2 separate regions of the Homo sapiens genome follow, and region 2 is linked to region 1. Evidence: chromatin contacts called from ENCODE Hi-C or POLR2A ChIA-PET data. All regions are on one chromosome and are shown on one strand. The core of a region is the stretch at or near the end of the contact, and the rest is flanking DNA. Distances in the headings are between cores, read along the strand shown.

The links. Hi-C counts contacts between places; a loop is a spot of excess contacts on that map. ChIA-PET counts read pairs that join two places held with the same protein, here RNA polymerase II (POLR2A). Pooled maps may share reads with other maps.
Region 2: a loop to region 1 is called in a pooled map, with 2.7 times the contacts of the local background. The contact joins two enhancer-like sites. A Hi-C loop is called at or near these places in 5 of 50 pooled maps. POLR2A ChIA-PET finds 5 or more read pairs at or near these places in 2 of 52 experiments (WTC11 and activated T-cell).

What each region holds. Positions count from the first base shown.
Region 1 is chr6:15,303,936-15,307,145 of GRCh38, forward strand. All of the region lies in intron 1 of JARID2 (jumonji and AT-rich interaction domain containing 2), which reads left to right. Among named protein-coding and RNA genes, the nearest start is that of JARID2-AS1, 57 kb to the left of the region's middle. Within about 2 kb of position 1,661, at least 3 of the 41 ENCODE cell types and tissues checked have a DNase peak (open chromatin) inside an H3K27ac peak, as active enhancers do.
Region 2 is chr6:15,490,137-15,493,346 of GRCh38, forward strand. The region is part of intron 6 of JARID2 (jumonji and AT-rich interaction domain containing 2); the gene reads left to right. Among named protein-coding and RNA genes, the nearest start is that of DTNBP1-AS1, 54 kb to the right of the region's middle. RefSeq lists an enhancer at 1,554-2,055. Within about 2 kb of position 1,440, at least 8 of the 41 ENCODE cell types and tissues checked have a DNase peak (open chromatin) inside an H3K27ac peak, as active enhancers do.

The DNA of each region.
Region 1 (3,210 bases), core at 411-2,910:
ACTGGGTTGAGACCTCAACAACAGTGATAATTCGTTTAAGCTGTGTGACTCTAGGCACGTTGCTTATGTTCTCTGGGCCTCTGTTTCTTCAGCTGAGAGATAATCACAGTCTCAACCTTGGTCTGGGTTGCTGTGGGGATTAAAGGAGGTAATAAATGTCAACTGCTGTAAACAGTCCTAGAGTAAGTGCAGGTGATAGTGGCTACTCCCGCTAATAACCAGCCTTGATAACCAGCTGAGGGCGCAGGGCTCAGGAGCCTCAGGATCAGCTGCCCATCTCGCTGCGCAGCCTCAGTTGTCCCAGCCTCCTTTTGCTCCTTTTCCTCCCTCCTGGAGCTGGTGGTAGAGAATGGACATAATTTGCTGATCCCCCCCCCCCCCCCGCCCACCCACTGTAACTTGGTTAGTTAAACCTGCACTTTTTGGTAAAATCTGGAGAGGTGATAATTTATTCACTTTTTTTAGAGGACTCTAAAGCCAGAGGATTCTAAGCCTCCAGGCCACCTCTCCCAGTCCGTCCAAGTTGCAGACACCAGAGAGCAGCCAGCTCATGGTTACAGTCCTTCTCTGAAGCAGCCAGACAATCATCGGAAGGCCCTTCACAGACTCCCATATCTAGATGAGTGATGCTTTACTTTTGACCTTTGTAGCATGGCCTTTCCCCCTCTAACCCTTTAATCATCTCTTTAAAAAAATCAATCAACAAATATTTATTGAACGTTTCCTTGTAGGCTTTAAAATCCACCCATAGGCTGCTCTGTGACTCTTAAGGATTTCTGCCCTGCATCCAGAGAGAATGCAGTAGCTCTGGCCAATTTACTTAGTATCTGCTTTCTTAGATTATGAGCATTTTCTGTTTTTCCTGGGAGTCCATGGGTGTGTCCAGTGCTGGCAGGGGGCACCATCAGGTTGCAAGGTTGAGGTGGTGCATCTTATCTGCTTGGTGAGGTGCAGGGAGGGGTGGAGCAGCTGTTTCCAGCATGTGTTTCGCTCTCTTTATTGGCCCTTTCAGCTGACTGCTTTTTACAACCAGTTATGATGGAACATTTAAGACTTGTTTTGGGGTCACCACAACCAAGTTTTCTCTTCTCACTGATTGGCAGGAGGGGTGCCCACTGGGAGCCAGCACAAGTCTGGGATTTTTTGGTTGGACAGGGTTTCTTGCCTGCAGTTTCCAGCTGGTAAATGAGCCTGGGCTTGAGGAAGTTGTCAAAGGCCTTCCATCTTTTAAATCTTGGCCATGTAGCTGGTATTGTTGAAGAAAACGTGAAGAAGGATTTTAAGAAATGGCCATTGAAGATTGATGTTGGCCGGTCATCCTGCACACTGTCCCTCCTTTATGTAGCGTAATGCAGGATTTCTTATTCAGAGAGCAACTCCGCTGTGGGCCTACCCCAGGAGAAAAGGGTGCAGGGAGGGTGCTGGCTCTGGCTAATTCTGTCACTCCACTTTGGAGAGGGGAAAAGCCTCCTGAGCAGCTGAATGCCTTTGGTTGTTTCCAGTTTTCGCCACGCTAAATTTCATTCCCCATCCTCCTCCTCTTGCCCTACAACATAGCTTAGCTTAGAGTTAAAATTGGTTTCATTCTTTAGTGCTGTTTCTTTCTCTTCTTGTTTGCATTTGTGGATGAGTTTAGATTCAAACTAGAATGTGGTTCTGATGTGTGAGTAAAAGCACCTCATTTTCCCCTAACCACAGCCTCATCACTGGGTACTTGGCAGAAGCAGACACCATTGTTGACTGAAAATAAATGGAGTTCAAGGGGTCTTCAGGGTTCTTGGCCTTGATTCCTCCCCACCCCCATCTCTTTGGAGCACCCCTCCAATATCTAATTGTTAACATTCTGTGTGTGAGAGATGTATTATGTATTAACTGTTTAAATAAAGTCCTGTGAATTCCTTGGACAGTGTATTATGAATTTACAAGGGAGTTCACTATATCTTTAGGTATTTGTGTTATATGCATTATCTTACCCATTAATACATTATTCTGAACTTTTGTAAGGAAATAGTTTTCTACTATTCATCTGTGGTTTTGGTTACAGTTTTTAAAATGCAGAGACAAATTTCAGTTCCATTTCTGGTGGCCCACTTGTGGGACCAAATCTATCTTTCTAAACGTCAGATTTTTAGAAGCTCTACCAGCAATCCTCGAGGCTTACAGTTTTCCCGGGTTTCTGTTGGCAAGTAACTTCAGCTTTTCGTACTTTGAGATCACAAGTGGCAGACGCTCTTAAGTGCGTCACAGTTAGGTTGTTAAGATTTGAGGGGGACAATCTCCTTTGGTGTCGAGTTCATCATCCACAGCAGTAGGAACAACAAAAACTCAAGAATTCCTTCCCCCTGCAGTGAGCCAGCCAGCCTCTTTTCTCATTAACAACATAGTCATATTTCTTTTTTTTTTTTTTTTTTTTTTTGAGACGGAGTTTTGCTCTTGTTGCCCAGGGTGGAGTGCAATGGCACAATCTCAGCTCACTGCAACCTCTGCCTCCTGGGTTCAAGCGATTCTCCTGCCTCAGCCTCCCGAGTAGCTGGGATTACAAACGCCTGCCACACGCCCAGCTAATTTTTGTATTTTTAGTTAGTAGAGACAGGGTCTCACCATGTTGGCCAGGATGGTCTTGAACTCCTGACCTCAGGTGATCCGCCCGCCTCGGCCTCCCAAAGTACTGGGATTACAGGCGTGAGTCACCGTGCCTGGCCCAACACAGTCACATTTCATAAGGATCATACTGTTTATTTAGTCCACATTCTGGGGAAAGGGGAAAAATACCATCTTCCTTAAACTTAATTTTTAGGTACTTAAAAATTTTTTTTGACTTTTGTTAAAACCTAGGAGTAAAACACAAGGGGCAAGTGGAGTGAAGGAAAATGGAAGGTGGGGAAATAGGCAGCTTATTTTTTTTCCTGACCTTACCCATTGTACTTTGAAGTTAATATATATATTTTATATTAATTACATTATTATATATAATCAATTATATTAATGTATATTATATATATATTTTTAACATTAAAAAATTTAGACTGGGCGTGGTGGCTCATGCCTGTAATCCCAGCACTTTGGGAGGCCGAGGTAGGCGGATCACAAGGTTAGGAGTTTGAAACCAACCTGGCCAACACAGTGAAACCTGTCTCTACTAAAGGTACACAAAAAATGAGCTGGGCGTGGTGGCAGGCGCCTGTAGTCCCAGCTACTCAGGAGGCTGAG
Region 2 (3,210 bases), core at 190-2,689, 190 kb after region 1:
TTGTAGATTCCCTTGTGACTGCTTGATACAAGTGATTAGACTGTGACCTTTCATCTTTTCAACTGCATGAAAGATATGGGCCCAGAGGATACTCTGATCTTTCATTTCAAATATGATATGTGGATTTTTTTTTGTTATTGTTCAGCTTAAAAGCATAAATGTGACTGTATTGAAATGTGGAGGAATGTAATTTTTAGGGGGTGCTGCCGAGAAGTGCCTTTGCTCTGCTTGCTATAATGAACTGTGTGGGTGCATGCACCTGTCTTCCAAGTCTAAAACCACTTCCCCTCGTGCGAACTGGGCAATGCCATTTGATAGTGTGTGCGATTTATGGAGTCCCTAGAACCCGAGAGTTAGAACACACCAGTGCGTACTTCACCTAAGCCTTTTTCTTGGTGAGAGGGCTCTGGCCCCGGCCGTTTACTCTCGATTATACCAAATGAGCTGTCTTTGTCATGGAATGCACATGCCTGTATAACATTGCATTGTCATGGGGCTGGGAGTGCCCCTGGGTAATAATTTGGTTGTATGGTAAGGGTCTCACCAAGGAGCAAATGGTGTTTTTCTGTTGCTTTCCTGCAGTAGTACTTCTGCTTACATGCAGTGACAGAAAGTAACAAGTTTAGGATAGTCCAACAGACGAGCTTTATTTCTAGCAAGGGTTTTGAAGTATTAGTTTTCCAAGAGAGTCATGAGCAGGTTTTGTACTTGTGTAGAAATTTGTGTGGTTTGTAAGCCAGGATATTGAACCAGATGTGGCCACATGTGATTCTCATTTCTTACGCTGAGGCTGAGTGTGAGAAGAAAATGATCAACTGGCTAATCCCACTGGTTTTGCAGGACCTTCCATTGAGCTATAGGCTACTGTCACTGAAGAGGTTTTCATATGAAAATGTACAAGCCTTGCAGAAAAATCCTGCCCTAGTAAGATTCAGAGAGGGCCAAGGAATTGAGAATATTCTTTTAAAGTTCTGGAAAATACGGCTATTGAGAAGGAAACATAGAAAATCATATTAGTTTTTAAAAAAGTTAAAGGTTTTCTTCTCATGACATTATTTTGTCATTTGAATTGCACTTGCTGGTGGTGGGGTATTTGTGACTCAGTTACATTGCCTTCAGTGGGAGGAGAGGTTATAGGTACATCTAGATTGCCCAGTGGAACCCAGGCATCTCTTTTAGAGCACATTTGCCTTGGCCTTGGCCTTGGCTAGGAGGCTCCTGCCCATCTGCTGCTGCGGTCAGTGTTTGAGCAGGCTGCTCCTCCCCTTCCATAACTCACTGTCTGTCCAGTGCATTTCGCTTCTGTTTAGGCTCTTTGTTTTTGATTCAAGTTTTAAAGTGCAAATGGACTACCCCCAGCCACCAACTGTTTCTCTCTCTGGGCCTCTGGTTCTGTTTTGAAAGGCTGGCAGAGGCCTCGGCTCAACGGCTCCCTCTCGTGGAGAAGAAGAACTTGCCAGTGAATCTGAGGTTGAACTGAGGACAGCGTCATAATCTTGAACGACTAAAACATTTTTGCTTAGTTAACCAAAAACATCAGAGTCATTTCTCATCTTCTGCTCTGCCTTGGAAGTGCATGTTTCTCCTTTTCATCTGTCATCATACTGAGTTGATTTAAATATTGTGTGTGTCGGTGGTGGGGTGGAGAAAAACCCATAAGGATGGAGGGGAGAGATTTTATATTCTTAAAGCAAGCACACAGAGTGTGGATTGGGTACAGTTTTTAAGATGGAATTTCTGTTATTAAGAACAAAGTCAGGTAGGAACGTTTGATGTCCTGGACTTTCATATCTCTCACCTTATATCCCTTCTGCAAGAAGAATGAGGTATTGTTGCCAGTACTCATCTGGCCGAACGTAACTTGAAAATGCTCTCAACCTTGCCTGTTAAATTGAAACCATTCTCTTATGACTAGGAGGGATTGCTTTAATATCTCATGGCCGTGTGCCTGGGATCACCTGAGATACAGGTGACGGATGGCTGTGGGCCAAGGAGCACACGCTGCAGACACCTCACTTTCTGCAGAGCTGGGTTGGGGGCTGGGGGCAATGGGCTGAGAAGCCAGAAATCCACAACAGAGCTGAGAGAAGGAGTAACTTCAAGCACTTATGTATAAAGCTGCTCAGCTGAAATGTATTGTCATTCAATGGAGGGTCCTGCTGTAGCCCACGTCGGCGCTAATTCTTCAGTGAGTTCAGATGACTTCCTGTGTGTGCTCTTCTGTGGAATCCCTCAGGACGTGCAGCGGTGGCCTTCCTTGTAGTGCACTGGCTGCATAACTGGGGCTGTGTGGTTTTAATTGATACAGAGGTGGGTTGAGGGAGACCTTCGGTAACAAGGTAAGACAATGCCTTCCTCCATTCTTCTGTTTCCTTTTGTACTGATTAAGTGTTGGCTCCTTATAGACAAGTCCAGGCCAGGAAAAGGGGTGTCCTTTTGTTAGATTGGTGGGTCCCAGGTTTCCCCACAATGGTGGTGCTGGCTGGGTTGTTGGTTCTGTTTTATTTCTCCCTTTTAGGACACATGGAGCAGCTTAAGGGGCTTCCTATGTTAGCTTTTCAGCTCCCCTGTGGCCTCTCGTGGTGGGCATAGAACACGGACCCTCTGGGTTTCGAGGAGGAAGATGGCCAGTGACACTTGCCTTTTTCAGTCTTCGTAATTGTTTGAACTTCGCTGGTCTGTGTTGTGGGTGAGATCCATCTAGTCTTTGAGCTTGTTATATGGGCATGCGTGTGTGATATCTGGGTGGATACTGTTGAAGATAACTCCTATAATAAGAAGGAAAATATTGCAACTCATTTCTCTCATAAAGCAAGTTATTTGAATGTATACCTTGCCAATAATTCAGTATTTAGGTTTTCAGAAAGATGTAAACAAGGTGTTCCTTTTGCCATTGAAGATAGTGATATATAGAATTCAGCTGTGTTGAAAATTTACTTCCCTGTAGCATTGCTAGCCATGAACTCAGGTGCCCCCGAGAAGCCAGAATGGATGGAACCAAAGGCCTTACACTCTTATTTGAGATAGAATATGAGAGACATAGCACTCTGGTATTTGGACAGCGGTGTTAGGGAAGGGTAGGGTCCACGGATTTGTGGGAACACTGAGACATCTGAGGCTTTTAAACACTGATTCCCTTTCTTGATCCTCACCAATTAGCACAGAATCTAGAGGGAAGGGATTTACATTATTTTGAAGCTCCCCTAAGGG